4 separate regions of the Homo sapiens genome follow, and all the other regions are linked to region 3. Evidence: chromatin loops called from intact Hi-C (ENCODE). Cell type or tissue: PC-3. All regions are shown on one strand.

Region 1 (8,000 bases), 53 kb after region 3:
GCCTAGATTCCAAATCTTGCCCATGGTCTGTCTTTGTGTGGAAGTGAAAGCTAAGAATGGTTTTTATATGTTTAAAGGGTTGTAAAACAAACAAAAGAAAATATGCAAGAGAGATAGTATATGTCTCACAAAGTCTAAAATATTTACTATCTGAGCAGACAAAGTTGTCAGCCCCTAGTTAAGAGACTGAAGGGGCATCCTTGGTAGTGGATGGTGGAGAGGAAGGACAGGAGGCTCCCAGGCCCACTGACAGGCCTTGGTGAGGAAGGAGGGCAAAGGGGGATTGGGAGGGTTACAGAGTCTTTCAGGGAAGAGACTCTAAGTGGAGGTGATTTTGAACTGAGACCTAATGATGGAAAAGAACCACCAGCTGAAGAGACCCACAGAATGAGAACTCCAGGTAGAAGGAACAGCAAATGAATGTGCAAAGGCTTTGAGGTAGAAACAAGCTTAGCATGTTCAAGAAACAAAAAGAAGACCAATGTCCCTCGAGTGCAGGAAACAAGAGGGAAAGTGCTGCCAGCTGAGCTCAGGGGCAAGCAGGAAGCAGGTGACATAAGACTTTCTGGGCCAAGACGAGGAGTGTCCTTTCCACTAGGCCCTGCCCTGTGGTGTGGCAAAATCAAATGAGAATCTAGTGGATGTCAGTCTGGCTGGGGTGTCAGTATGTCAGTATCACAGTCTAGTGGTTCAAGGACAGTCATCAGAATCTGGGTGCAAGAGACACTTGAGTCAAACAGGTGGTAGCACCAACTCCCAGATGATGTGGTCATTTAGCTTAGGACCGTCCCCAGTGGTCAGAGGGTACCAGGAAGATGCTCCAGGATGAACAGGGTTTCAGGAGCTTGGCAGGCTGTCAGGACTCTTGCCAAACGAACTGGGATTCAAGGTAGGGCTTGAGCTCCAACAGGAAATGGAGAAATAAATACGACAAACCACGAATGACAGATGATGTGATGGAGTTGATGGTTAAAAACAGAGACTTCCTGAGCGTTTGGCTACCCTGGCCTTACCGCTCCACATCAAGCCCTGGGACCATGCCACATATACTGGCCTCCTGCCCACCGTGTATGCCCTATTCTGGTCAGGTAAGACTCAGGAAATGAGTGGGGCCGATCCAGGGAGAGGAGAGCAACAGCGACTCCTCCTGGAAGGAGCTGGAGAGGTAGATGCTGGTAAAACTGCAGAAAGTGAGTTTACATGGCTAATCACTGCTGCATCCGTGGTATGGCCATCTGTGCAAGCACGCTACAGGGGACTTATCCACTTTCACAGGTAAATTCCTATATGATCTGCTTGCCCAATTCCTGGCCATGGGGAGGGAGAGGAGAGAATCATCCGTGTGGATCAACTGTAACATTTTGTACTTTGGCGACCACTTAGTTTAAAATGCCTGTTCTCCTAAGCGTGTCCCCAGGCAAAATGTGTGCTGTAATTTGATTTTTTAAAAACAACTTTTATTGTTTTTTTTCTTATTATAAGAGCAACACATGTTCCTTTCAGGAAAATCAGAAAATATAGAGAAACCAAAAGGAAGAAAATCAAAAACATTCATCCATCCACCCAGAGACAGTCATTGTTAATGCCTTGATGTTTACTTTCCAAACTTTTCTTTGTGCATACATAGTTTATTACACAAATGTAACCCAAATATCCTCTGGGTCTCACCGATTGTGGGCTCACCTGAGGTACGATTAGTGGTTACACTGCTGACTTGATGGCTTCTACCTGCCTGTTATCAGGTTCCCAACCACTTGTCAAAGGCCTTCCCCCACATCCCTGGACATCTTTAGGGGGCTCCACGCACTCTCCGATGCCAGTCCATGCCTTGCCTGGGCCTCTGTTCCTGCTCACCTGCAAGTTGCCCTTTTTGCTGCCCCCATTTGCCCCTCCCAGCTGGCCTGGGAGGTATAAATTGGGATTAAGCACCTACTAGATGTGACATGCATGACAGTGTGAGCCACACTGTACTAAGTCTTGAAAGGGGGCACAAAGTTAATGTGGTTTGTGCCCTGAAGGGACTCACAGTCTAATGAGAGACAGGTACAGACAGAGATGACCTTGATGTGAGACAGGCATGTGCTCCTTGTCATAAGTGGCCACAGGGAGTGTGCTTTGGGCATACGATGCTAGGTTCCAGGAAGGAGGAGGTAGCGTTTTTCATGGGCCTGCAGGATGGCTGGGATCGCATTCAGGAGGTAAGAGAGAGACAGACAAGTAAGCCAGGAGAAGGGTCAGGCTGTGGGTATGGGAGCTGGGAGGTGAGGGCCTGAGGAAAACACGCAGGGGCCTAATTGTGTAGAACAGAGAGAGTGAAAGGAGAGAGTGGTGAGAAACAAATATAGAAAAATACACTGGGACCAGGTCACAAAGCAAATCAGGGCCACTGATGAGATCACGGTCAGGAGAGGCAGAATGGAAAATTCAAGAGGAAAACTCCGTTTTAAGAGTATAGTCCTTAAATAATTTTTCTTGAAAATCAGTTTCCACTAACTCATTATCCTTATGCCAAATATTATCATATGAGCATAGAAAATTACACTAAATACATCTTTATGATCCTAAAGTTGACGATATTAATTTTGATCTGCAATGAATATTTAAAAATAAAATTCTATACTTTCAATCTACCCAATATTTCTGTGGTCATTTTTCCACATTTAGATAGAAAAGTCATGACTATTCAATGTCTATGTCTAGGTGAGGTGTACTCTTGGCATTTCAGGACACACCCTTCCTTATTACTGTCCCTCCTTGGAGCCTCTGCACCTGCTGTGCCCACTGCCTGGAACAGTTTTTCCTCTTCCACTGCCTCTTTCATATTTTCATATTTTCCTCTTCCACTTCCATCTTTCATATTTCAGCTTGAACATCACTTTCTTTGACTCTCCAGTTCTGGGTTAGGTCTCCCTATCTACATTCTTGGGGTGGTCAGTCTTTCTTATTAACACTTAAAAAATTAAATAATTTAAGGGTACACTCAGATGTGAGGGGGTGATCTGGCTGTGACATCTGTCACCCCATTGATTGCCAGGGATGACTTGGTTGACCTGGCTGGCTAGGCGGGTGTCCCCTTCCTCCCTCACCGCTCCATGTGAGTCCCTCCCAAAGCTGTGTGCTCGGTCAAAGAGAACGACCATCTCCGGCAGAGGAGGACCAGGCTTTGGTCAAGGATATATGAGTAGCTGCACTCCCCTGCTAGAATCTCCAAACTTAATGGTACACTCATGCACACATGTTTAAATTCAAGCAATCAAGGCCTACATCTCCCACTTAAATGGAAGCTCAATGAGGGCAGGAGCTTTTTGTGTCTGAACTGTTTTTGCATGTAGAGACAATCAGTAGGCATTTCTCAAGTGAATGAATGTCACTCCCTTTCCAATTATGATTCCAAGAAGTTTTTAATAATTCCAAGATTTTTTTTAAAAAAAATTTGTTTTCTCAAAACAACTATCAGGTAAATTTTTACAACAATCATGCCTTCATTTTTATTTGTATTTGATTTTTCCTAGTCTCCTTACTTCTAGAAAGAATTTAAAGGAAATTTATGTACAAGACAACAGACCTGAGAAGCTTTAAAATTTAAGAGGACCTATATTTGATGTACAAAGTGATTTAAATCCATGATCTCTGCCTAGACTGCCTGGGCAGGACTAAAGCCCAGAAGATTCCTTTTCCCTATACTATTTGCAAATGTGCTTCTTCTTTTGGGTAGGCCTTCTGAGTAGTTCACCTTAAAGCTACATGAGGAAGGGACCAGGGCTTCACTAACTCCAGGTGCAGTGTATAAAAGCATGCTATCAGTTCAAATCTTTGGGATTAATTATTGCCTCAAAAGCCTTGTGAAGGGTTTATTATCCCCAATTAGATGAAGAAACTTAGGCCCAGAAAAGTGAATGACTTTGCCCAAATCACAAACTGAAGAAATGGAACAAAAGTGAGCTTTTCTGGGGAACTAAGACTAGATGCTTACTGCTCTCTGCTGCCCCCTATTGGTGTGGAGAAGAAAGAGCAAGCCTCTCTGGGTTTGCTCCAGAAACGAGCCCTGTTTTCCCACAGTGGGCGAGGGGCACCGGGCATCCTGGCACGCATCCCCTGCCAGCTCCCCTTGCCTTTTGTCTCCCTGCTCTCCCACCCCACCAGATCCTCAGGATCCCTAATTGCTCCAGTTTATGGGCTAATAACCAGAATCCAAGAATTGGAGCAGTGGGTTTAAGGGCCAGCAGGGCCAGCAGTGCCAGGCTCGCTGGACACACTGCGTGGCCTCTTCATTTCAGCCCAGTGCCTTGTCACCTGCCCTCTGAGTTCTAGGTGCAGCACTGGGAGAGGACCAGAGATAGGCAGAGCTCAGCACTAATCCACATGTGTGTCCACAAAAGGGCCTCACTCCTGCACAATAGGGCCTGTTTCCTTCTCTTAGACAGAAGCGGGATAATAGTGGCTTCACTAGGACATTGTGAAATTGAAACAAAATTCTAAGTTAGGTACTCAGAAAATGTCCACGTCCCTCGCTTCCCTTTCTGTTTTTGCTGGCAGTGTCGGCAATGACTGAAATATCGATTTCTCTCCTGCCCTGCTCCTAGGCAAGGGCCTTAGGGCTGATTTTCTGGCGGTGAAGTCACTGGACGCAGAGCCAGGAGGATGAGTAACTGCCTCTCTCCTGCTGAACTTCATCTTCTACAGGTGTCTGAGGCAGACGCAGCTCAGGCTCCTTGGCCCAACCCGGAATCAGGCCCTCACACCCAGCATGTGCTATGAGCTAACAAAGCAATCACAGCCAATCGTGGCTATAAATCCCCGGTGTTTATAAAGTCTTTGTGTATCTCTAAACTTGAATAACCCCAAGTCCCATGGGACTAGAGAAAACAAGCTACAATTGTTGTTTACCCATCAAAAGCGCATTCTTCAGAGGAATGAGGAGGCCAGGGCACAGATGTTGCTCAGTAAAGAAGCCAATGGCAACTGGGGAATGGTTGCAATGGTGAAAAAAATCTGATCAAACAATGCTTTTACATGGGATGAAGGAGAGAGCAGGGCTTGAAACAAAGAAATCAGCCTGGATGGCACTAAAGCCCAGAAGATTCCTTTTCTCTGTACTATTTGCGGATGTGCTTCTTCTTTGGGGTGGGCATTCCAAGTGGTTCCCCTTAAAGCTACGTGAAGAAGGGCCAGAGCCTCGTTGACACCAGATTCAGTGAGTTATAAAAGCATGCTATCAGTTCAAATCTTTGGGATTAATTGTTCTTTTGGTGAAGATGGAGAGAAACAAGTTTGTTACCCAACCAAGAGATGGGGCCAACATGGCAAGGATAGGAGCAGGCTGGGGTTCAGGAGCTCACCCCAAGCACCCTAGTTATCAGTTCTAAGGCAACAAGCCAGCTCAGAGACAGCCTCCCCAGGTAGGTAGACAGTGCTGAGCCCTGCTGGTGCTACGTAAGCTTGGCTCAGGGCCTGTTGGGGTGAAATTCTAGGGCACTGGAGTGGGTGGGGATGTCAGAGAGGAAGTGTACTTTGAGAGAACATCTGGTGACAAGATCAACCCCTTCATGAGTAAACTGAGGCCAAGAGCAGAGAAGAATAACAGCCAATCTTGCCATTCATTTGATTCATATTACTCAAAATGAATGGACAATTGCAGGCCTCTTGAATTTCAGTGCAGTGCCATTCGTTCTGAGCTCTTTACTCATAAGAATAGAATTTAAGGGTTGTCAGGGCCTGAATCTAATTCTGTGATGATAAAAGTGTGAGCTGTATGATGCCAAATTGCCTGCTACCCACTCATGTAGCTGGAGTTAGTATGTATCTACAGGTTTGTTTCTTCCCAAAAGGCTTTCCCAAACTCCTTCTGCTGAGCATGCGTAACTCCTTGGTTTTCTTTTAAGAGAAAGAATGCACTGCTCCATTCCATGAAATCTAAGTGGGGCTGTTAGTCAGTCTTCTACCCGCTTAGCCACAAGATTGAGGGCATGTGACCTGAGTCTAGCCAATCAAAATATTCTCTCCTGGCCACAGTGATTGGCTTGGATATGGGCAAGGCCAAACATAGCCAAACCTAGCCAATCATAATATTCTCTCCTGGCCACAGTGATTGGCTTGGATATGGGCAAGGCCAAACATAGCCAAACCTAGCCAATCAGAAACCACTCCAGGACTTGTCTACTAAAGTTAGCTGGGAGGCCAAGCTTAATAATCTTCATAATCTGAGAAGCCTTTGCTTCAAAACGAGATGTTTCAGTAGTTGAACTATCAACTACAAACCTAGAATGACTTTACAGCTCCCTGCCACCATATCTCACATTTGAAGAACCTGTTTATGTGAAAGCCTAGAAGAGAAAGGAAGGAATTGAACCTCCCAAAACTGGGTTTAAGCCAACTTCGTAACTACGATGACTTTCTCGGTTAAGAGTTACTATAGTAAAATAATCATATAACTTTGCCAAAGTTAATTTACATGTTAGAACCCTTTCTATCTTCAGGGCATATCCATTTCAATTAGGCTTCCAAGATGCTATGTCACCTATCACAGAACTCCTTCACTTTCATGACCACACCCTAATAATTGTTTTTTTAATGAGCTCATTAGTACTTTACATTATCTCCCTGATATTAACAACTAAAACTCACACAAACACAATGGTATGAACTATTTTACCTGCCATTATCTTAATTTTAATTGCTCTTTCATCATTATGTATATTATATATAATAGATGAAATTATAACCCCTCCCTTACCATCGAAACTATAGGACACCAATGATACTGCAGCTATGAATACACAGATTATGGAGACCTAAAGTTTGATTCGTCCGTAATTCCTACAACAGACTTAAAACCAGGAGAACTGTGGCTACTTGAAGTTGATAATCAAGTAATCCTCCCCATAGAAATATCAATTCGCATCAATTGCATCAGAAGATGTTCTATATTCATGAGCCGTGTATCATTAGGCCTAAAGCCAGATGCAATCCCAGGACTTTTAAACCAAGCAACGTTGACATCTACATGGCCAGGTCTTTACTACAATCAATCCCCAGAAATCTGCAGATCTAATCACAGCTTCATGCCCATTGTTCTTGAACTGGTACCTCTAAAATGCTTTGAAAATTGAGCAACGTCTATATTATAATATCACTATAGAGCTAACTAGCATTAACCTTTTAAGTTAGAGACTGAAAGTTATGATTCTTCCACTGAAATGCCCCAACTAGACACATCCACATGATCTATTACTATTATATCCATAATCCTATCACTTTTCATTCTACTTCAACTAAAAATTTCAAAATTCACCTATCCAACAAATCCAACACCAAAAACGTTTGGAACACAGAAACATGAAACATTTAGAAGTTTAATTGGCTCACAGTTCTGCAGGCTTTACACGAAACATGTTGCTGGCATCTGCTCAGTTTCTAGGGAGGCCTTAGGAAACTTACAATCATGGTGGAAGGTAAAGGGGGAGCAGGACTGTCACATGGCGAAAACGGGAGCAAGACAGAGAGAATGGGATCGGGGGAGAGGTGTGCCCAAACACTTTTATATGACAAGATCTCATGAGAACTCACTATCACGAAAGACAGCGCCAAGCCACAAGGGATCCACCCCCATGATCCAAAAACCTCCCACCAGGCCCCACCTCTAACATTGGCGATTACAATTCACTATGGGATTTGGGCAGAGACAAATATCCAAACTATATCACTTGCTGTCCTGACTAATATTGTTAATCCCTCACAAAGCTCTTTACTGTAGAGCCCAGATATAGTCTCATGCTTCTCAATATAATATTCCAAGTCATTGACATGTTGATATGATGAAACTAATTGGCCTTTGCAGATTCTAATCCAATGCTTTCATTTGGCAAATGAGGAGACAGAGGCACAGAGAAGGAAAAGAATTTGCATAAGGTCATGGCCAGCAAATGATAGAAACGGGTTCACACCCCTACTTGTCATTTGCTATGCCTTGATCAACCTATTGTCCAGCTAAAAGACCTGCT
Region 2 (8,000 bases), 78 kb before region 3:
TAATGCACTGCATTATCCATAAAACAGGGAAAAGAATACTTACTGTGCACAGTTATGAGAAATAAAGTCCATAGAATGATTTTAATTATTGTGGACACATCCCCACCTAGCACCCTCCTTTGACACCATGTTATTAAGCAGAAACTTACAAATAGATAAGTTATTTTTCTGTGGCTCAAACCACACTGCCCTGCACCTATTTGTTACACAAAAGCATGCTTGATGAACAAGTGCTATGAGAACAAGTATGGAAGAAGACTGATGAGCTCTCCTTGGGTAAGTGGGCAGGGCAGACTTCAGGAGACCAGGACTCACAGGGACAGAAGGGTGGGGAAGGTACAAAGCAGCCCTCCCTCCTCAGACCTCCAGACTGAGAGACAAGGCAGGGCTAAGAGTAAGGACTCGGAACACAGCCCTGCCTGAGGAAAGTAAATGTAAGACAATAAAAAGAAGGCTTTGAGAGAGAAAACCAAGGCTAAGTCCTGGAAGCGCCATTCACTAGCTGATCAACCTTGGGCAAATTTATGAGCCCCTTTCCTCACCTGTAAAATGGGTTGGATAATCCCAGCTTGTACCGTATAAGAGTTTTGCATCAAAATTACACAAGATAATGTACGTGGGCACAGTTTAAACTACAACATTGTGTGCCATTGGGAGGGAGTCTCTTAATAATCTTTTAGTCTGTTTTTAATCTTCAAGCCTGTAGGTCACCTGCCAACACACTTTGCCAAGAATTCCTTAAGATACCATCTGAAATGCTTCACCTAAATCCAAAATTCTAGGAGGCTTTCGTAAGAAGATTGGCAACCAGAGAATTCTCCAGTGCTTGTCCAGGAGAGTCTTATCTTAAACCACCTTTGCTGTTCCCTACAAAATGTTGACCATGTAAGGACAGAAGGGGAAGGAATACAGTCCATCATTCAGTATCCAGGGAGGATTGGTTCCAGGAACCACCCACAGATACCAAAATCCACAGATGTTCAAACCCCTTATATCAAATGGCATAGTGTTTGCATAGAATCTATGCACATCCTCCTGTATACTTTAAATCATCTCTAGATTACTTATAATACCTAGTTAAGTGTAAATGTTATGTAAATGGTTGTTATTCACTATTAGTTGTTTATTTGTATTTTCTTGTTATATTGTTTTTTTGTTTTTTTCCAAATATTTTTTATTTGTTGTTGGTTGACTCCTCAGACAAGAAACCCATGGACATGTAATTAAGCATCTGTAATTAATGCAATTAATTACATGACTGTAATTAATGCAATTAATTACATGACTGTAATTAATGCAATTAATTACATGACTGTAATTAATGCAATTAATTACATGACTGTAATTAATGCAATTAATTACATGACTGTAATTAATGCAATTAATTACATGACTGTAATTAATATGGTACATAATTATTCTCTTTATCATAAATTATCACTTCAAATACTAATATTGTCAAATTATTATCATTCTCTTTGCCATAAAAGCTAATCTTTTGTATTTTTAATTTGGATGTGGGATCTTGACAGGTGGGGTCATGCATAAATGAAATTGTATTTGAACATCCACACATGTTGCATACAGAACCTTGGACCCGTGCCCAGGCAATTCTTTCATGTGCTGCCATCCAAGAGGAGGTCTCATTTGAAAACTAACAACTGATATTCCTTCACCATCCAAGTGTAAACAGAACTCTGATCCAAGAACTTGCTATTGTGCATCTCTGGTGGGCATTAGCCCATGTTGAAAAATTCATCATGACTGGTGGTCACAGTGTTAGAAAAAAAATTATTATTTTTCTGTCCTCAAACCCTCAAAATAAGAGTAGGCATTCCATAAATGAAATCAATAAGTATGTGAAGCGCACTTTACAAATTTTTCTCTGATTCTCATAATGCCACCACAAAGTAGTTATTATTGTACCCATTTTACAGGTGAGAATGGTTGTAGGGTTGTCTTGAAGTAACTTTGGGCATCAATAGTGACAGAACCGAGAATGGGCTAGATGTTTATCATCACAACTCAGCAAATATTGTTTCAGTGTCAACCATGTAAAAAGTCACTTTAAGGCCAGGCGTGGTGGCTCACACCTGTAATCCCAGCACTTTGGGAGGCCAAAGCGGGCAGATCACTTGGGCCCAGGAGTTCCAGACCAGGCTGGGCAACATGGCAAAACCCCATCTCTACTAAAAATACAAAAATTAGCCAGGTATGGTGGTGCACCTGCAATCCCAGCTACTTGGGAGACTGAGGCACGAGCATTGCTTGAACCCAGGTGGTGGAGGCTGCAGTGAGCCGAGATTATGCCACTCCAGCCTGGGCAACAGAGGAGGACTCTGTATTCAAAAAAACAAAGTCTCTTTATTAAGATTGAAGATATGAGGATGAAACAAAACAAGTTTAGTCATTGCACTTGTGGAACTCACAGCTTGGAGGTGAAAACAGGTTCATCAGATTTACAATCACTTCTTTGTTGTGTAAGGGAGAGAGGTAACATAGTGCAAAAGGAGTTGACCTGGGTTGAGGTGGGGAAGAGAAGTAGGGTAGTCACAGCACAGCGGGAGTAAAATAGGGTCAGGGGAGTTTAGAGGGTAGAACTTTGCAGGCAGAGAGAGCAGAGAGGAGCAATTCAGGGCATAGGAGAGAGTAAAGGAGAAGCAGCAGGAGGGGTGGATCATGAGGGTGGGGAGCTGGGCAGAGCTGTCCAAGGGCTCCACCTCCATCCTGACACCTCCAAAGGGCCTCTTCAAGGTCTTCTCTGGGGACAGACATGCACAGATTAATGTGCCCCAACTTGCTTCTTACCCGCATTTATCCTCCTCACTGCAGCCTCAGTGGACATAATGCAATTCATTGCAAGGTGGTCCATGGTCCAAGTCAGGGATGTTGGTGCCCAGGTGTGGGCTGTGACGGTGGAGATGGGGAAGAGTGGATGAATTCAGGGATCCTGAGGAGGCAGCAGGACTCTGAAGCCACAGAAAAGCCCCAGCCTACTGCTGCCAGGGCACTGATGGGGGATGTTACGGAGATGAGGAATGAAGAGCAGGAGAAGGGCAAGGGGGAGTCCCAAGCCAGGGTGTCGGCCTGAATTACATTGTTTGCCAATGTGTACTTTTTTCTTTTCTTGTTCTTTCCTTTTATTTTTTCAATCATATGCATATGATACAAACTATTATCTTTTAAAAGTTTATACAGGATTGTAACCCTGTTTTATATATGGGAAAAGGCTGACTCCCTGTGGGTTTTCTGTATTTTCATATTGACATAATTCAAACAATGTGATGAATCAACTCTCTGTAATTTCTGAAGCTGGACTCAGAGAAGCTGAGTTTTATGGAAACTTTATTGAGCTGTGCCCTGGGGCTGGGTGGCAATCCTTGGGGAAAAGGGTATTTGGGGGTAGGATTTACACACTGTTCACTGTGTTCCGGAGCATTCTTCCCTCCAGAAATTAACATGAATGTTGTATGGCATATGAGGAAAACTTAGGGGTTAAGTGACTTGCTTATGGACACCCAGCTGGTAGGTGGTAGAATCTGCTAACTCCAAGTCCAGGGCTCCTTCCCTGAAGGTGTGCCCCTCCCAGGAACAGATGACACAAACCCGGCTCTGAGGAAGGAGGAGGCTTCTGGGGTATTTTTCCTGTCTCTCCAGCTTTTCCAGGCTGTTTATTTAACCTGAGTGGGTCTCTTCACTGCGCCTGAGCATCCCCTTTCCCAGGCACATTAAGGAGCAAGCAGGGGCTGCTCCCCTTGGAATCCATTTTCTCTTCTGATAAAGACCTTCCCAAGTTGGCAGACAGAGCATCAGGCTTCTAGCCCTGACTCCAGGGCCAGTGTTCTTCTCCCACTCCCCACAGCTTCAGTGAGATAATTCAACTGATGAACAAAGGAATCATGTGTTCAACCTAAGAGTCTCTTCCAAATCTAAGCAGATAAGAGGGAATATTCAAATCTTAGACTCTCAAAGGCAGCTAGGGGATTTGATCTTCCTTTTCTGGAATAGGTCGGCATTACTATCCATTTTACACATGAAGAAAAAGAGATTTGGGAAATGTGAGTAATTTGCCTGGGATATTTAGTAACATGGTCAGGATTTGAACCCAAGTTTCAGCTGTAAGAGTCCCCAGCACAGTCTTCAGCAATAGTAGGTGTTCAAGATGTTTGTTCCCTTGCATGCTTCCAACTCTCTGCTGATCCTGCCCCTTCTCTGGAAAGTAGACACCTATCGGCATTTTTCCAGAGTGAAAGCAGCTGTTCCCTGGGTACCTGTGCCTTTGTCTCAAAGTTGTGCCATAAGTATACCTCTAAGGAATTAACAAGCCCGCATATGGTATAGGGTAGATGGGAGGCTGCACTAAGGTGGCATAAAAGATTTTTAATAGAGCTTTACAGGAGTGAACCCTCTGGCCAGGCAGGGTAGGGAGTGAGGCAGAGGATTGGGGTGGAAAGATGAGCAGATCTGACAGGTGGACAGTCAGCTCTGATGGAGAAAGAGGAGCTAAGAAAAAGCCACAGCCTCCACGGGAGAGTGCTGAGCTCAGATCCTGGTGCTGGGACTCACCATGTGACCCAGGGCAAGTTCCTTCCCTCATGAAACTTACCTATGCATTAACGAATCTGCATGTAAGAAAATGTTCTAAAAGCAGACATGAGAAAGGGAAGAGGGAGGAGGAGAGGAAGAATGGATTGGTTCAATCAGTGCAGGTTCACAGTGAGGCCAGAAGATCATCCCCACTCCATACCTCCTCCCACCCTGTACCCTGTGAGCAGATAGCAAACAGGCATCCCCTTGCCCCCACACTGACCATGCACACTCAATAGTTGTGCATAGGCTGTTCTTGCTAACAGGAAAGGTTTTTGTTCTCTTCTCTGCCTGGAAAACTCATAATCCATTTTTCAGGTCTCAGGTCATGTCACCTCCTCCATGAAGTCTTCCTTGACTCCTCTCTCACCTCCACCCACCCTCAGACACTCATACCTTTGAGTTTTTACAGCATTGTATATACTCCAAGGACAGCATTTATTACCTTGTTATTATTGTAGTAGTACTATTACTAGTGGCATAAAGTACTATTTAAGGAACACTTTTTGGGGGGGGCCAGACATAGTGTTATGGTCTTTTTACAAATTATGTATCATTTAAATTTCATCACTATGCCATAAATTAGGTATTTTCTTCTCAACTTTAAAAGTAAGGAAACTAAGGCTCCAAGAGGTTGGTGGTTTTACTACTGTGTAACTCAAGCAAGGGACAATGCCTGTATTTAGGGCCAGGTCTGATTCCTTTATAATTCCCTACTGTTGTTCAGCCTGAACAAAGAAGTAATAATAGGTGATAAATGAAATGATGAATGAATGTCACCATGGAGTGAGGGAGGCTTAAATGTGAAGCATGGCTTTAAACAATCATTTTATTTTGCTGTGACCATCCCAGAACATCCTCACCTAGGTATAAAAGTAGACCTTAAGGATCATGTAAGTTAACCATAGGGAAAGATCTAGAGGAGCATGGGCTGACCTGGGGCACAGAGCTGCCTTTGGCACCTGTCCAGATGTATTTCCTAGCTTCTGGTGGGCAACCCTCTTCAAACCTCTACTTCCCAGAGCTCTGTGTTAGAGACTGGCCCGATTTTCTTCCCTGCAACAGAAACCTTTCTGTGTCTGTCCTTAGAGACAGAAGGCACACCAAACCTCTGTATTTCTTGGTTGTGCTCTCCCAATTAAGCAAAGAAGCCAACCGAAGACTCCCTGAGACAAACTAATTGCATCTTAACAGGCTCTGTGCCTGCCAGCTTTGGCCCAGATTCAGATTTTATAGGCCACTTCGCCCCACACCCAGGGTTTATGATGGAAATACTGACAAAGCTTCACTGATAAGGCAGCAGAGGACCCAGGAGACCAGAAAACCTAGTAATTTTCCAGAGTCTAAACCCAGCCTCTACTCCAGGGGCCCCTCACGAGGCAGGATTCTGAAGTGTCAGCCAAGAGGACCCTGGCACAGGGCTGTTTGTTTCCACTCCAATGCACTCCAGAAATTTGGTAGGATACCTTGCTGGGATTTTTAATGGCAAGTTTCTCCTTCGGCATCACCTGGTATCCAATTAGTTTTCCCATTCTTTGGGCTGCTCAATCATCCCTTCATTTGTTCAATCATTCCTCAAATTCTGAACTCCTCTGCCAGGCTGTGCTGGACACTAAAAAGAAGTACTACTTGGGTGATTAATTTTAAAGGCTACTCTATTAAGGTCACTCCACTCAGCCAGGTATTCATTGAATGACTTCTCAAGGATCACAGTTCCCATCAAGCCTGCCATGTGGACTTTGTGCAGTTTGTGCACTGCACAACTCTAGGGGATGCCATTCACCTAGACTAGGATCACATCAAGTACCCTCTATAGAGAATACAGAAGAATAAAAACAAAACAGAAAATGAAAATACCATATATTCAGTCTATTATAGAAGGAAGAACGTTCAAAATAAACAAAGCTGCTGAGTCACTTAGCAATTCCCTAGCTCCTAGAAAAATTTATAATTTGTCTCCAAAAGAGAAAAACAAATCAGACATATCATTCCCTTGTTTAAAACAGGGCTTCTCAACCTTGGCACTGTTGATACTTTCGGCCAGATCATTCCTTTGTTGTAGGAGGCTGTCCTGTGCAATGGAGAATGTATAGCAATGCTCTTGGCCTCTACCCACAAGATACCAGTAGCAACTTCCCCCTCACCATTGTGACAACCAAAAATGTCTCCAGATGTTGCCAAATGTCCCAGCAGAGGTGGGGGAGAGAAAGAGGCAAATCATCCTTAGTTGGGTCAATGGTTTAAAATAACCTTCTGTCTCACTTTCTATAATACCTTCCATGGCCCTCTAAGTGAAGTCCAAGACACAGGTTTTCATGCTGCTTATCAGTCCTGCCTCATCACTGGCTATTCTGCCATACCTTTGCCCATGCACTTTCCCCTGCATGCAAACATCAGCCCCACCTCCACCTCCCATCTCACCTGGTTTAACTCTCCTTGTCCTGCAAGACTCAGCTTGGGTCCCCGAACTCGTGAAGCCTGTGTTGACCCATCCCCTCTCCCTCAGCAGTTGAAATCAGCCCCTCTGTGGAATCCTTGGCACCCCAGCATCTCTCTACTCAACACTTAGACTTGTGGGAGTATCAACTCCTGTGAAATTATTTGCGGATTTGGGGGCAGTAACTATGTATCCCCAACACTTAGTAAAGTCCTGGCTCAGATTTATTTATTTAGAAATTGTTCTATCTTATTCAAGATGGATGAAGGATTAAAAAATAAAATAAAAGCCCACACCCTCTACCAGCATGCCCTGCAGAATTATCTATGACTTTTTGCCAGAGAGCCAGTGCTTTCAACTCCATTGCTAACCAGCTTTCTGATCTTAGGCAAGTTCGTTCAGCGCTCTAGTCTGCCTCAGTTTCCTTATATGTAAAATGGGAATCTCTTTGGTCTTCCTCTCTCATGATGATTTTAAGGCACAAATTAATTATATGACCCCTTAGTAAACTGCCATTCATTGTACGAATGTGAGATGTTATTATACTGCTAAATAATAAGATCCTCGAAAACATAAATGTGAATTGAAGCAAATATATTAGAAGAATTCTTTCTTTATATGGAAAGTTGGCCATATCCTGAATGTAAACAGCGTTTTATTTGTTTGGATTTTTTTGTTGTTTTTGTTACTTCAAAAAACAAGCCTTACCATTTGCTGATCCCTACCCTACCGAGACTCTTAGTATTTCAATTAAGGAATTTTTTATTTCCTCCTGGGCTGGAATTCCAGTAGTTTCTTCAATTTCTTTGAAGCAGGTCACACCTTTAACTGGAGGACATTTTTCTACCAGACATACAGCCTGTAGAACCTTCCATTTAAACAATTTTATAGAGTGATAATAACTAGGATAGAAAACTTTAGAAGAGGAGCTGCTTCTAAAATGTATTCTTCACTTCAAAGACAAAAAAAAATGCAT
Region 3 (8,000 bases):
AATGCTGAGGGATTTTATTTCCCGTTCACTTATGAAGCTTAGATTGGCTGGATATGAAATTCTGGGTTGAAAATTGTTCCCTTCAAGAATGTTGAATATTGGCCCCCACTGTCTTCTGGCTTATAGGGCTTCTGCAGAGAGATTTGCTGTTAGTCTGATGGGCTTCCCTTTGTGGGTGACCTGACCTTACTCTCTGGCTTCCCTTAACATTTTTTCCTTCATTTCAGCCTTGGTGAATCTGATGATTATGTATCTTGAGGTTACTCTTCTCAAGGAGTATCTTAGTGGTGTTCTCTGTATTTCCTGAATTTGAATGTTGACCTGTCTTGCTAGGTTGGGGAAGTTCTCCTGGATAATATCCTGAGGTGTGTTTTCCAACTTGGTTCCATTCTCCCCATCACTTTCAGGTACACCAGTCAATCGTAGGTTTGATCTTTTCACATAGTCCCATATTTCTTGGAGGATTTGTTCATTCCTTTTCATTCTTTTTTCTCTAATATTGTCTTCATGCTTTATTTCATTAAGTTGATCTTCAATCTCTGATATCCTATCTTCCACTTGATTGATTCGGCTATTGATACTTGTGTATGCTTCACAAAGTTCTCGTGCTGTGTTTCTCAGCCCCATCACATCATTTATGTTCTTCTCTAAACTGGTTATTCTAGTTAGCAGTTCCTATAACCTTTTATTAAGGTTCTTAGCTTCCTTGCATTGGGTTAGAACATGCTCCTTTAGCTCAGAGGAGTTTATTATTACCCACATCCTGAAGCCTACTTCTGTCAATTTGTCAAACTCATTCTCCATCTAATTTTGTTGCCTTGCTGGTGAGGAGTTGTGCTCCTTTGCAGGAGAAGAGGTGTTCTGGTTTTTGGAATTTTCAGCATTTTTGCACTGGTTTTCCCTCATCTTCATGGATTTACCTAACTTTGATCTTTGATGTTGATGACCTTTGGATGAGATTTTTGCATGGGCGTCCTTTTTGTTGATGTTGATGTTATTGCTTTCTGTTTGTTAGTTTTCCTTCTAACAGTCAGGCCCCTCTTCGGCAGGTCTGTTGGAGTTTGCTGGAGGTCTACTCCAGTCCCTGTTTGCCTGGGTATCACCAGTGGAGGCTGCAGAACAGCAAATATTGCTGCCTGCTCCTTCCTCTGGAAGCTTCGTCCCAGAGGGGCACCCACCAGATGCCAGCCAGAGCTCTCCTGTATGAGGTGTCTGTCAATCCCTGCTGGGAGGTGTCTCCCAGTCAGGAGGCACAGGGGTCAGGGACCCACTTGAGGGGGAAGTCTGTCCCTTAGCAGAGTTCAAGCACTGTGCTGGGAGATCTGCTGCTCTCTTCAGAGCCAACAGGCAGGAACGATGAAGCCTGCTAAGGCTGCGCCCACAGCCACCCCTTCCCCTAGGTGCTCTGTCCCAGGGAGATGGGAGTTTTATCTATAAGTCTCTGACTAGGGCTGCTGCCTTTCTTTCAGAGATGCCCTGCCCAGAGAGGAGGAATCTAGAGAGGCAGTCTGGCTACAGCAGTTTGGCAGTACTGCAGTGGGCTCCACCCAGTCCAAACTTCCCAGTGTCTTTGTTTACACTGTGAGGGGAAAACTGACTACTCAAGCCTCAGTGATGGCAGACGCCTCTACCCCCACCAAGCTCTAGTGTCACAGGTCAACTTCAGACTGCCGTGCTGGCAGTGAGAATTTCAAGCCAGTGGATCTTAGCTTGCTGGGCTCCATGGGGGTGGAACCCCCTGAGCATGACCGCTTGGTTCCCTGGCTTCAGCCCCCTTTCCAAGGGAGTGAACGGTTCTGTCTCGCTGGGATTCCAGGTGCCACTGGGCTATGAAAAAAAAATCTCCTGCGGCTAGCTCAGTGTCTGCCCAATTGGCTGCCCAGTTTTGTGCTTGAAACCCAGGGCCCTGGTGGTGTAGGCACCCGAGGGAATCTCCTGGTCTGTGGGTTGCAAAAACTGTGGGAAAAGTGTAGTATCTGGGCCGGATAGCACCATCTCTCATGGCACAGTCCCTCACAGCTTCCCTTGGCTAGGGGAGGGAATTCCCTGACCCCTTGCACTTCCCATGTGAGGCGATGCCCCACCCTGCTTTGGCTCGCCCTCCATGGGCTGCACCCACTGTCTAACCAGTCACAGTGAGATGAGCTGGGTACCTCACTTGGAAATGCAGACATTTCCTGCCTTCTATGTTGTTCTCACTGGGAGCTGCAGACCGGAACTGTTCTTATTCGGCCATCTTGCCAGATCCCACCCGCCTCCCGCACAATTTCAAAACAAAATGTAAATGCAGAAATCCTTCATGACACTGAAGTTGAGTCAAAGACCCCAACTGGTGATGCCCCTTCCCAGGCATCACAGACGGAGCCCTGTCTGCAGGGGATGGCTGCCCTGCCTAACAACTGAAACACTGGGGAGCCCAACTCCAGGCTGCTGAGCATAAGACTGAGAGTTCTGGGGTGGCTAGATCTTTTCCCTTTAAATCCTAATTACTGTACACCAGTGGGTCCCAATGTAGGATTAAACAAACATGTTTGACCACAAAAACCTATATTTCCTAACCTCGGGTGGGAAAGAGCGTGCCCAGCGGAAAGGTGTGATCCAACACACAACTGGGGAAACATTGCTGTATTGAAACCCAGAGCTGAGGCCAGAATCTTATCTGAACTGTCAACCATGCAGGGCTGTTCTGAGAATTCGATTAAATAACAGATATGAAGTTTGTGTCATATAGTATGTATTCAATATGCACCCATATGAAAATATGTGCCCTCCAGCACTTCTAAATCTTGCTAGGGGGTGAGTAGGCTGGGTGTTAATGTAGCCATTTCACAGATAAAGAAACTGGGGTTTGGAGAGATTAAATTACATGGTAATAGGGCACAGCTAGGAAGTGAGAGCCACCATGGCAGGAATTGACCTTGGCTTTTGGGCTCCAATTTCAATTAACCCAACTCACCACTTCCCAAAACAGTCAGCCTTGGTCTGGTCTTACTCACTCCACAAGCTAACATTTTACAAACACTGAGTCACAGCTTTCCCTCCCCTTGGGCTGCACCAACATACAGCATGGTCCATCACGGGCTCAGATCCCACCCTCTTCTGGGGCCCTTTATGGGAATGCACAAAGCCCAGACTTCCAGGAACAGAGTGAGTAGATAAGGCATCTACGCTGACCTAGCCTGATCCCATCAAGGGACCCGACCTGCGTGAGCTGGAGAGATCTATGACGCTGCCAAGGACCACATCAGAAAGACAATATTTGAAGAGTGAAAGGTTCTCCAAAGAATGGAAAATCCTTGGAGTGAGCGAGTGCCTGAGGTTCTTGAGGCATGACTCATGCTGGGTGGGCCAGGACATGAGCTGTAGATACCGGGTAAAAGAGGTAGCAAAATATTAATAGCAGAATGTCAGAGCTGGGAGGGATCTAGGAGATTGACTTTTCTGAGGTCACACAGATAATAAGGGGCAGCACTGAGACCTGAATCCAGATGCTCTCATTCATTCATTCATTCATTCAGTATTTACTGAGCACTTACTACAGGCCTGGAGGGAGATTAGGTACTAAGAATACAGCAGTAAACAAAACAAGCAGGCTTTCTGTCTTCCCCATAGCTGACTTTCCAGCAGGGAGGAAAGACAATTGAACAGACAATTGGTGAAAATGATGAGAAGTGCTCTGATGAGGTAGCACAGAGGAGAGTGGTCTCATTTGTCTGGCATCAAGAAAGGCCTCCTGGATTAAATCATTGCTCAGTTTAGAGCTAAAGACTAAAAAAAAACCCAGTGGAAGGGGATTTGGTAGAAGGGGAAGACTCCAGACAAAGAAGTCTCTACAGCTCAGGCACAGACTAGACCCTTATTTTGAAGCTGCATACAATATGGGTGCTTCCACACTCAAGAAGCATATGGTGCCCAAAGGAGCACAAGGAGGGACCCTCCATCTACAAGGAGGTGACAGCATCCGACTTGGATTTTAAACGATAAGTAGGATTTTAATAAGCACAGAAAAGGAGATGGATATTCCAAGGCTGAAGAGATAGCATGGGTAAAAGGCGTAGAAGAAGGGGAGCCTGTGCCAGGAATTGACCTTCCTGAAGGAGGTCAATAAATGTTTGTCCCAGCAACTGTCAGTGAAATCCTCCCAGCTGCAGATTCTCAACAGCCATTGCTTCAGTACAGCACAAAGAAAGGGAGGGCCCTGCATCACTGTCCACACTTGCTGCCCCATGCTGTCCCATGGCCGGCACAGCCACAGCAGCCTAGCAGCTAGCATCCATGGGCTCCCCAGTGTCCCCAACCCTAAAGACCCCAGTGGGCCAGGAAATAGAAGAAACACAATCTTTCAAGTAATTAATATCCCATGATAATGGGATAAACGGGGCAGATATGACGTCTAACAGAAGGATGAAAATTCTAATGCCCCATCCAGCCTCACAGATAACAAACACATTAAAGAAAGCAGTGCTAAAGATCAACAGCCTCAGTGATTGATTAGTGAAAATCAGGGTGGGGCTTTCTTGGGGGCACAAAGACAGTGCTGCTTCTAGTTCATGCCTCCATTTGCAAGGGCTGAAAGGGGAGAGAGCCAAACAAACCCACACGTTCATCTCTGGAGCTTTGAGACTGTGAGTCCAGGACACTCCTGAGCCCTCTGCACAACAGGCAAGGCATTTAAAAGAGACTTCTAGAAGAACAAACTGCAGCATTTGTATCTTGCGGTGCATTCCTGTGTGTCAACCTCCGTGATAGAATATTTATGAGCTGTGCTTGGTACAAAATATGGTGCCCAACCACTACAGAGGTGGAATGCTGAATTTCAGACTTTTTAAATAAATCTTTTCTGGACTTGTTTGCAGACTGAGATTGCAGTTTGTTTTTTAACTCGAATGCTATGCTTATGATACTAAAGAATTTAGTTTTAAATAAAAATTTGTATTGTACTTAAAACCATAATAATTACTAAGAGTTATTGAATGCTAAGTTTAGGTGATCTAGGCACAGCATTGCTAATGTTTACAACACCCCTGATAGATAGCCCTCCCCCGTACCCCCAGTTTTAGAGATGAATCCTGGAGGGGCTTAGAAACGGGTCTCTGTTTCCAAAGCCCATGTTCTTTCCATTAAGCAGTACAAGAGGAGGAGGTGGGTAGGTGGACTCTTGCCTGGGATACAGGGAACTGCCTGGTTAGCTGACATATGAGGCATAGAATGGGAGCAGCAAGGGATGCACCTAGAAAGGGAAGAGGATGCCTATCCGGAGCCTGCATGATCCCATGGAAGATGTTGCAGGAACCACAAAGCAGAAGTGCAGTGCCTCTTCCCAAACAGCCTACAGACCCAGAACCCAACTTCAAGTTTGAGGCTGAGAGCTCCCTTTAGGGAAGGACGAACAAGCCCTTATTTCTCAACCCTGCAGACACAGTGCTAATGATAGTAGGATAAGCCATTCCCACCCCGTGCTCTCACATTGTCTCCAACCCTATCAGACTGTATTGTGATAATCTGTTTTCCTGTCTTGTGGACCATGGCTCTTTCCAACTGCTCCTCTCTTAATTTCAGACAGCTCAATACCAGAGACTCAGGTGTGTGTTCCTGGAGCCCTAACCACTGCCTCAGATCGAAATGTCAGCCAAGGACATGTATATCTCCCTGGTTCCAGCAATCCCTACTTTAGGCCAGCTAAGCTTCTTTGTTTACATTTCTGCATCTGTAGCTGAGTGGACAGCAGTACTCTGTCTGGGGAGAAGGGGAAAGTGTAGAACAGCCGGTTCTAGGAGCTAGTCAGTACCCACTCAGCTATAGAAACTATTAAAATTTTATAACCCAGCATCTGCCCAGGAGCTGATAGGGCAGAAGCCCTGTGTGTGAATTACATTGTGCTCCTGAATAAGATTCATTCATACATTTCTGTATTCATTTACCTGTGGTGTTTTAAGCCTTGTGTTGGACCCTGGGGACGAGGAAGATGTGGGTCATAGTCAAGATTTTTCTGACTTCCTTTTTCCTTTCAAGCAGTTTAACAGCTTCCTGCCCCAGTGTCCAGAGCTTCCCTATCTCAATATCATCGGCAGTATCATCGGCACCTTTGCTCACCTTTACTGAGTACTTACCATGCATGTAAGTACGGGTAAGCACATGTAACATGCATGCAAGCACAGGTAAGCTCATGTAACATGCATGCAAGCACAGGTAAGCACATGTAACATGCACATAAGACCAGGAATGGTGTCCTGTGCTAAGAGCTTCCTACTGTTTATCTTAGTTGATCTTTACCATAACCATAAGCTAGATAGTATTGTTAGCCCATTTTACGGATAAGGAGACTGAAGCACACCTATTCATTCATTGCACAAATATTTAATCAAAAACCTGTCCAAAGTACAGAATAGTCTCTGAGGGAAAGGGAAAGGAAAATAAATGAACATTTATTAAGTATCTACTACATGTCAGGAACTATATGTTTTCCAAATGTTACCTCATTTAATCCTTCCAACAACACTGGGAAATGGGTTTTGATTTCCCCATTTTTACAAATGTGCCTGGGATTCCACAGATTAAACCCCCTTCCCATGGAACTGACATTCTAATCATGGAAGAAAACAACTGGGGTAACATGGGAAATCCATGAATTGGGGTAAATACTAAGAAGGAAAAGCATGCGGGAGATGGGGGACAGAGTGCGGTTGGGGAAGGGAGGGGTAGGGAGGGGAGGGAGGGAAGGCTTTTGAGGACGGGAGGCCAGAGACAGGGATGGAGGGAGGGGCGAGTTCTCTGAGGCCCTAGGTGGAGAGCAGCCCACACCCAGCGCACTCGCTGTTCGCATTTCTGTCTCCCCCAACAATCAGTGCATCCAACCTCTAGGATTTATTCCAGAGCAAGATTGGCACTAGAGTTTTCTCCAAGGGCAGTTCACCCTGCTGATTACAAAACCTGTTGAAAAGCCTTCTGGGGCCCATCCAGGCAAAGCAGAAAAGCCTGCCCCATGTGGCAGGAGCTCCAGAAGTTTGTGATCCTTGCCTATTAGACACCTTGACAGCCAACTGGATATCCAGCAACTGCATAGCCACCTTCAGGACCCAGGAAATTGTTTCCCCAAACCATCTGCCCCACTGTGGTCCTCTCACAGAATGGAAAACAGTCTACAAAGTTCATAATGGCTTTTCGCGTCTTATCAGTTACCACTGCAGGTTGGAAACTCCCAGAGGGCAAGAGCCACATCTTACTTATTTCTGTATCCCCAGTTCCTAATCCTGGGCCTGACATTAAGTAGATGCCTAGTAAGTGTTTGTTGAGTGAAATAGAATATTCACCCTGATAGTGAACCAAAATGTGCTTCTCTGAAAACCATATTTTTTATCTTTTCTTTATTTATATAAAATCCCCCTCTTTGGGGACTACATTAAAAAAATTCTTCCACACATCAACCCTTATGGGAAAAGGAAGGAAGGAGTGGGGGGATGGAATTAAACATTTATTGAGCACTTATTAAGTGTCAAGCTTTATGGTTTGTAAATGTTATCTTACTTAATCCTCCTACCAACCCTCTGAAGTAGTTATTCTTTATGGATGCAGAAATAATCCCCAGCAGCCCTTGGTTATTATTCTGGCTCTGCCTTTTGTTACTGGGTGCCCCCACTGTCTCTGGCCTCTAGTCTTTTCAGTTGACCGCTCTGCTTCCCCCAGGGTTTGAAGACAGCAATTACATATCTTCTAAGCCTCTTCTTCTTCATTTCCAGGCTAAATATCTCCAATTACTTTTGACACCTCTCATGATGCAGTAGTGAAGAGTGGCTCTGGAATCAGGACAACCAGGATCCAATGATATTACATCACCTGTGCACAAGTGACTTAACCTTCTGAATGTTGATATTCTATCTGTGTGACATGGGACACTTATGATACCATCCCACTGAGTTGTTATAAACAGCTTAAACAATATAACAAATGTAAGTACCTAGCACTCTGGGGTAGGTTTGGAAAGGGGGTGATTCGTTTTCTTC
Region 4 (8,000 bases), 950 kb before region 3:
CTTGCCAGAAGTATCCTTCTCCCCTATTTTCCTCCTGAGAAACAAACTCATCTTTCAAGACTCAGTTCAAATATTATCTTCTCTTTGGTGCTTGTTCCCATCTTTCCTAGCAAAATTAAAAGCATCTGTCCCATGATCTGTGCACACCCAAGTTGCAGCCTTTGCCATTCTGCATGGTCCTGATCTGTTTTCATATCTACTTCCCCCACTGAACTGACCTCTTAGAGACAAGAACAATATCCAGCTTACCTTACATCCCTACTTCTTAACAGCGTTTGTTGTATAGTCAACATTCGATGAATGTTTGTGGAGGTAATACATACCGTAATAAATAAAGGAGCTGTCTTTGTGAAATTTCAGTATGTAGAGTCTTCCTATCTGAGAAACCTATATGTGTATACTTGCTGTTTGAATATTTCCTCTTAGAAATTTTCTCTGGGGTTCCTGGCTCAGGGAGACCACCTCTATGTTTTGTGTCTTCTAGGATTAGGCAGTTGGTTTGGTTTAGAAAACAAGAGTTTGCTGTTACCTGCTTTAAAAGCAACCTAGCAGTCAACAAAAGTCCCCTGGGAGAAATCAGGTTGCTAGTGAGGGCACAGCTCCACTCACAAATACTTCGTTTGCTAGTCTACCCACCTGTAGAACTGTTTGTTAAGGATTCATTCATTCATTCATCCACAGACTAATGCATTCATTCATTCATTCACTCACTGTCCATTGTTCCCATGCCAGGCACTGTGTTGGTGCTATGGTTACAGAGATACAAGAGGTAGAGTGATGGTCCTGTTCCTTGTGGGTGAGGAAGCACAGACAGACCAATAGTGTAGTGGGATCAGTGTTCTGGTTGGGGGTGTGTGGGCAAAGTCATGTGGCAGCAGAAGGAGGTTAAGGAAGCATACAGAGGCTCTTTATGCTGACTTCTGATACATGATAGAATTATTTGATGGATAAGGGAGGTGAGAAAGAGAGGAAAGAAAGAAGATGGGGGGAACAGCATCCACAAAGGCATGAAACAAGGAGTAGTAAGTGTGCTTGAGAAATGGCAAGGAGTTTGCAATTAACTGTCTTCAGAGCTTTGTTACTCAAGGTTTGATAAGTGGACCAGCAGCATTGACTTTGCCTGGACACTTGCTGAACAACAGAATCTGGTGTTCTCCTCTGGCCCAACTAAGTCAGAATCTACATTGTAATAAGATCCCCAGGTAGTTCCTATGCATGTTAATGTTTCAGAAAAACTGGGCAAGAGGCATTTTTCAAACTCTAGCACACATCAAATCACCTGCAAGGTTTGTTAAAAAACAACAACAATAACAACCTCCACAACAAAAACAGATCACTGGGCTCCATGTCAGAGTTTCTGAATCAGTAGCTCTGGATGGGGCCTGAGAGTGCACATTTCTCTAAGGTTCACAAGTGATGCTGCTGCTGATGGTCCAAGCACCACACTTTGAAAACCACTGTGGCAAAGTGTAGTAGAAAGGGTAATTTCTGGAAAATGAATGGGGGCAGGTAGCAGAATTCAAATCCTGAAGGACCTTGAGTGCAGAAGTGTTTGGACTTTGCCCTGGAGTGCTGAGGACTGCTGTGGAGTTTTCACACAGGAGAGTGACATGGTCACTCGTTTATGTTGGGAAGATCTCCCTGGCAGCATGTGGAGGATGGTTGGGATGACAGTCACTATATTCCAGGTGAAGCTCATGGATTTCCAACCAAGTCAATGGCAATAGAGATGGCTTCAAGATAAATTAGGGGGTCAGAATCTACAGGATTCAGTGACAATAGAGATGGCATCAAGATAAATTATGGGGTCAGAATCTATGAGTCAGATTGGTCGAATGTGAGGGTGGTAGGCACACCCCTGCTTTCTGGGGACCTGGGCGCTGGAGGACATCCTGTTGCTTTTTTCCTCCTGTGGCTGTCACCCTTTTAGGTCCAGAAAGCCATCCCACTTTATTTGCCTTCTCTCCACAAGTCGGCCTCTGGCTCCATCTGACAGGTTTCAGCCTGCAGTGTTTGCAGAAAGGGATGCAGTAAACCATTCAGAAATAGGATTTATTAATAGGAGGCATGTAATTACTGCCAGACACAGCAATCTGAAGAGTTTATGGCTTAAATGTTTGGTGTCATTCATTAAAACAAAGTGGGCTCTTGGCATGGACGCTGTCACCCTGTGACCAGATCCATCTGTTTCTGTGAAAGCCCCTCCCCTCCCGGGTCTGCTAGTTGAGCCTGGCTGAAGGGGCAGAGCCAGGCAAATCATCAGGGCAGGGTGTTTGGTGCTGGGAGTGGGCCTTGCTGGGAGTCCTTTAAGGAGCAGGTCCTGGTTTCAGGGCAGGGTTCCCAGAGGGGATCTTGGCCTGTCTGCATTTGTCTCCTGAACCTCTGATTCCATAGTAACATGTTGGAAGACCTATTATTAACAATGATCTCTCACATTTATAACTCCTCCAAAGTCTTTCTCCCTTTTATTTTGCATCTCACCAGCCCCTCACAGAACCTATGATGCAGATGGCAGAGGTTAGCATGGCCTCTTGACAAATGAAAAACTGAGGCCCAGAGAAACTGGGTGAGTCCCCGAAAGTCATACAGGCAAAGGAGCGTGCTTGAACTGAGGTCCCACAAAGTCATGCTTGAAATCCCAGCTCAGTGATGAGAGTGTTGGTTTGTCTCGAGGACAGACCCAGCTGTCAGAGGTACTGCTGCTGTAGGACTTGAGTTCAAACAAAGGATTTCTTTTGACTAGCACTATGAACTTGGGAGAGCTGCTCTGAGCATCAGTTTCCTCAAGTATAAAATGGGGAGAGGGAAATATGTGACCTCCTTTACAGGGTGTTGTAAGGGTTAAATGCCCTTGCAGGGTTTGTTGCTGCTCGTCCACTTTTCCCTGACTCGTGGCCCTCTCTGGGCCTCCCAGAAAACCCTACACTATTCAGGATAGATATGTTGGTGCTCAGATGAGATAATGGAGGGATATGCTTTGGAAAATCCTTGTACACCATTCAAATGTGAGGTAATAATAGGAAAATAGATCTGCTACCATCCTGCCAAGAAACCAGCAGCTTTTGAGACAAAAAGCAGACCTAAAATCTAGAATCCTCATCATCATGATTAGTTTTGGACAGAGGAATTTTTCTGCCCTTTCAAACATTTATCTCAAAAGTTATTTTATTCTGAGGACTAAAGAGAATGCCTATGAAGCACAATGTGAAACCCATAGTAGGTTATGGATATCTGGCAGGTTGTATTAGGTTGGTGCAAAAGTAATTGCAGTTTTTGCCATTACTTTCAATGGAAAAATACTGCAATTACTTTTGCACCGACCTAGTAAAACCTGCCAGATATCCTGCTTAGTACACTAATCAGGATATTGTTCCATTCAATGGTAAGCTCTTCCCAGAGGACTGACATCTTATTTATCTTAGTATTCTCTAGTGTTTAGCACAGGGTCTGGCCTGTGGTAGGTGCTTAGCAATTATTTAAACTGAACCAAATTAGATTCTGTCATATTCCATGGATTCTTTGAAAGCAGAGCCTGTGTTTTACCCATTTCTCTCTTTCCAGAACTAAGATTAGTGTCTGGCACAGAGTAGGTACCTAGTAAATTCAGGTTGGGTTGAAATAAAGCACTGTGAAAAATAAGGTAGACTCGCCTAATGTCTGCCCTGAACCATGGGGGACCCAGGGCTCCAGGTAGGAAAGGAGTCTGGAATTTGTAGCCTGAGTAGGTACTGGTCAAATGACACACTCACTTCAAAGGCACGCAGTGGGGAGGGAAGGGGATGTGGTTTCCCAAATGCCTTTTTGGCTGGGTGAAAGCTTCAGTTGGCGGCAAGAGTCAGGTCAGGGGATGTTGGCAGCATAGAGAAGACGGCAGCCAGGACTGCCAAGGCAGGAACGAGTCAGAGGAGAGGAAGCAACTCAGATGGAGACGAAAAGTGCTTGAAATCTTCCCCTCTCTGCATCTGCAGGAACAGACGTGGCAGCAGTATGCACGCTGGAAGGAAAACAGGCTTTGCAGTCAAATAAATCTGCAGGTCCTCTCAGTGCAAGCCAGGGCTGGGGGGTCTTGAATGTCATGTTTTATTTTTCTGAATCTCCATTTCCTCATCTAAAAAAAATGGGATCAGTGATTCTTACCTTACAGGGTTGTTGTGGATATCAAAAGAGTGTTTTGTGAGTAATAAAACAGCCATTTATTAAGCACCTGCTCTCTACTAGGCACTGAGCCTAGTAGCTGTATGGATATAATTAGTAATCCCCTAATCATCCTGCAAGGTAGTGATTATCATCTCTAGTCTCCACTTCAGAGCTGAGGAAACTGAAGTTCAGAGACATTGAGCAATTTGCTCAAGTGATACAGCCAGAATTCCAACCAGGTTCTTTCAGCAAAGGTTACCATATGAATATGGACATGATGATTAAATTGTATAAATCTTTGTCAAGTCTAAAATTCTCCCAGAGCAGCAGGGTTCCTTCATTGTCAGTGCTTTTTCTTTCCCAACTTCCCCCAACTTTTTTTTTTTTAAACTAAAACTTTGGCTAACCTGGCAATCTACGAAAGAGGGGTTCCACTAAGTGATTTAAACATGATTTGATTCTCTTTGTCCTGTTGCTCTTTGGCATCAATGGGACATGGATCAGGAAATTATTTCTAGGTGTTTATATGAGGAAAGAGGAAAAGCTGCTGAGAGTTAATCTTTTAGACAATCCAACAGAATCTGAAATATCAAAAACTATCCTTCCAAAAGAAAACTATCAACCCTTTCAACATTTTTTGAATCTTTCTTTGAAGCTTTAGCCAAACAGAAGATAAATGTAAAAGGTAAGGAAAGCAAATTAACTTCTATTGAAACCCACCATGTGCCTGTGTCTTGATGTATTGTCTTCTCAGTTCCTCCTAGTAACCCCGTATGGTAGGTATCATTAGATTCATTCTTCCACATAAGGATGCTCAGAAAGGTAAATATTTGTCTGAGTTCATACAATGATTTGGCAGGAAAGCCAAGATTCAAACCGCAGCCTGCTTGGTCCTAAAGCCCAGGCTTTTTTTTTTTTTTTCTTCTTCTCCCTGCTTCTGAGTCTGCAGTCTCCTGAGGGGAGCAGTTGTTTCCTCTTTGTTTAAGGAGTCCGTCCTTTTGTCCTGGATAGCCCCAGAGAGATCCTGCATCTTCAGAAGAAAAAGGACTTTTCGCTTTAAGACTGCTTGGGACCTCCAAAGGTCTTTAGCAGAAAATGCAAGCAAGCACCCTATTGGAAGGTACTCTTAATGAAATGAACACCGGCTGGATGGTTCTATTTTTGGATGTGGGCTCAGACATTAGGAGCAGGCAGTATCTTTTCTTTTTCTTTTTCTTTCTTTCTTTTTTTTTTTTTTTGACAGGATGGGCTGGGGTTGGGGGAGGAGGAAGCAAGAATTAAGCAGAGAAGGCAAGCTCCTTTCTGTTCATCTAACTCAAAGTGAGTATTATGGATTTAAATAACCCATGTGCAGTTCTATTACTTAGTGGTTTTACCCAGATCTAGGCTACTACAGGTGAAAGATGTTCTATCTGTCCTGTGCTTAATTTTTAATGCAGTCTTGAATTACTTTTGTAGAAAAATCCAAACACTTAGTTTGCATGCCATCCTCAAGGTTCTCCTTCTGGGGTGGAAAGCTCACAGGCTTTGGGGATTGTGAGGCTTGAGTTCGACCTTCTGCCATGCCACTGATCTGTGTGGCTTTGGGTAAGCCATCTAGTATCTCTGACCTTAGGCCCCTCCTCTGTAAAATGAGTACAATCATGCATGCTTTTTAAGGTTGTCATCATTGCAAAGTGCTTGATGCTTGGCAGACACTCATTAAACATTAGTTACTTTTTCTCCCTGTATCTCAAAGTGCAAATTCTTTATCTTTATTCTCTTAGGTCGAGAAGGGCATGAGTGATGACCTATATTTTTAGGACAGCTTGGATCCACCCAGATTGTTGGCAGGGGCTATTGGCTGTGGTTTAAGACTTAAGCCAATGCCCATTATGTCATTATGGAGCCTGCAAAAGTGATTACTAATGTTACTTTTCCAGTTCACTGCAGAGCAGAGGGGAGAGTTTTTCACACTGCTGGCGTTTTGTTGGAGCACGAAGATACGAATCACAGATGGCTTCCTCGGCAGATGTGGCCCTGTAGAACTGCAGTGCTGGTTTATAAGGGGTTTAATGAAAACCTGGCACCCTCCCAGACTTGAATCAATCCTCTAGGGTCTCAGCTTATGCACGTACAGACCAATCTGCAAATGTGCACCATTATTGACGGTGTGGGGAATGCTGGGGTGAAAAGTTTTTACCTGAGAAACAAAGCCAAACCTATCTGGCCAAGTTCACAGGCTTGGCCTGGGAGATGGAACAGTGCCGTGGAAGGGAAGTTGGTAGGAGAAGAGTGGCTGCAGCTGGAGGATGTCCAGATGGCCGCTGCCCAGCTGGGGGTGATCCGGGCTCAGGGTAGAATGATGGTTTTACCAGCTGCTTCGGGCTCACAGTATTTTCTTCCTTGCCATGGCTAAAAAGAGTGAGCAGGACTCGCAAGTGGGAGATATGGAATATCGAAATAGTTTCTGTCTAGTTCATATTATGGACTGGAACTGAACTTGCATATTGTTGCTTCTGCTTGAAATGTTCTTCAAATGGTCAGCTTGCTATTTCTCATCTGTTTTATTTTGGCTTCAGTGTCATTCCTTGGCAAATGCTTTCTTGATCACTTCCCTGAAAGAATCTCCAAGCTCTTTGCCATATTCTATCTTAGTTGTGCATTTGTTCATAATATATCACAATTTATTTGCCTATTTGGTTGCTGTTTTGGTCCTTTACTAAAATATAAGCTCTTTGAGGGTAGGAAGTCTGTTCATCTTGTTCACCAATGCAGCCGAGTGCCTAGTGGAGTACCTGGAACATAGTAGACATTCAACAAATATTGTTGGATGGATGAATACATTTTTGTGACAAGACTAAGATAAATCAGTCTTTGTAGATTAAAGCCACCATTTACAAGCTGTATAACTGTCTAAATTACTTAATCTTTCTTAGTCTCAGATTCTTTATCTGTGAAAAAAAAGATGGCCAGGCGCGGTGGCTCACGCCTGTAATCCCAGCACTTTGGGAGGCCGAGGCGGGTGGATCACCCGAGGTCTAGAGTTCGAGACCAGCCTGACCAACATGGTGAAATCCCATCTCTACTAGAAATACAAATTAGCCGGGTGTGTTCGTGGGCACTTGTAATCCCAGCTACTCGGGAGGCTGAGGCAGGAGAATCTCTTGAACCCAGGGGACGGAGGTTGCAGTGAGCCAAGATCACACCACTGCACTCCAGCCTGGGCAACAAGAGCAAAACTCCATCTCAAAACAGAAAAAAAAAAAGATAAAAATATAGTAGAGGGAGCTGTTTGTGTAGAATAGTGTCTAGAAATAAGAAATGGTCAATAAAGCTATTATTATCCAGTTATTGAAGAATTAAGTTCACCACCAACAAATATTTATCAATATTTCTATTCTAATATCTATTGAGAATCTAGTATATGCTATGCCCCCACACCAAGCACTTTTACATGCATTATCTTATGCTATTCTTCACAACCTTGTGAGATATTCTTCCCATTTTAGAACAAAGGAAATAGATTAAGTGGTTTGAACAAGCTTACATAGCTACTCAGTGGCAGAGGCAGTATTAACTCCATTTCTATTTTTAAAGCCCTAATTTTCCCCCATAATTCCAGGCTGCTTCCTATTAACACTCATTCTGGATAAATAAACATAAGGAAGCCACATTCTCTGTCCTCTGGAGGCTCTGGTTTAGGTGATAAGACATATGTAAGAGTAAAATGAACACTAATAAAAACCATTTTTTTGGTGCTGCTTTGAAGTTTACAAAGCTTGTCCCAATATTTACAATACATTCAAGTTTTAAAAGATTATTACCCAGGATATATAAATAATTCATACAAGTCAATAAGAAAAAGACAAACAATGGAAAAA

Evidence for each region. Peaks named below come from ENCODE experiments on the same cell type or tissue, not always from the same donor. Only the 100,000 strongest peaks of a DNase experiment are listed, where the experiment ranks them.
Region 1: a loop joins it to region 3, with 5 times the contacts of the local background. A loop is called at or near these places in 7 of 110 quality-filtered maps.
Region 2: a loop joins it to region 3, with 10 times the contacts of the local background. A loop is called at or near these places in 2 of 110 quality-filtered maps.
Region 4: a loop joins it to region 3, with 2.6 times the contacts of the local background. A loop is called at or near these places in 2 of 110 quality-filtered maps.

What each region holds. Positions count from the first base shown.
Region 1 is chr1:55,371,835-55,379,834 of GRCh38, reverse strand. It overlaps the pseudogene MTCO2P34 and the pseudogene RN7SKP291. Among named protein-coding and RNA genes, the nearest start is that of MIR4422, 150 kb to the right of the region's middle. In PC-3, CTCF peaks have their summits at 1,144, 3,782 and 3,999 (motif pointing left); DNase peaks (open chromatin) are centred at 1,044, 2,724, 3,974 and 4,634; H3K4me3 peaks cover 263 bases; H3K27ac peaks cover 2,527 bases.
Region 2 is chr1:55,502,454-55,510,453 of GRCh38, reverse strand. No RefSeq gene overlaps it. Among named protein-coding and RNA genes, the nearest start is that of MIR4422, 280 kb to the right of the region's middle. RefSeq lists an enhancer at 2,112-2,281. In PC-3, a CTCF peak has its summit at 3,219; a DNase peak (open chromatin) is centred at 3,353; H3K4me3 peaks cover 1,112 bases; H3K27ac peaks cover 4,021 bases.
Region 3 is chr1:55,424,509-55,432,508 of GRCh38, reverse strand. No RefSeq gene overlaps it. Among named protein-coding and RNA genes, the nearest start is that of MIR4422, 200 kb to the right of the region's middle. RefSeq lists an enhancer at 2,618-3,817. In PC-3, no CTCF peak of the experiment used is centred here; a DNase peak (open chromatin) is centred at 3,168; H3K27ac peaks cover 4,668 bases.
Region 4 is chr1:56,372,660-56,380,659 of GRCh38, reverse strand. No RefSeq gene overlaps it. Among named protein-coding and RNA genes, the nearest start is that of LINC01767, 38 kb to the left of the region's middle. In PC-3, no CTCF peak of the experiment used is centred here; DNase peaks (open chromatin) are centred at 3,799 and 5,009; H3K4me3 peaks cover 2,562 bases; H3K27ac peaks cover 3,539 bases.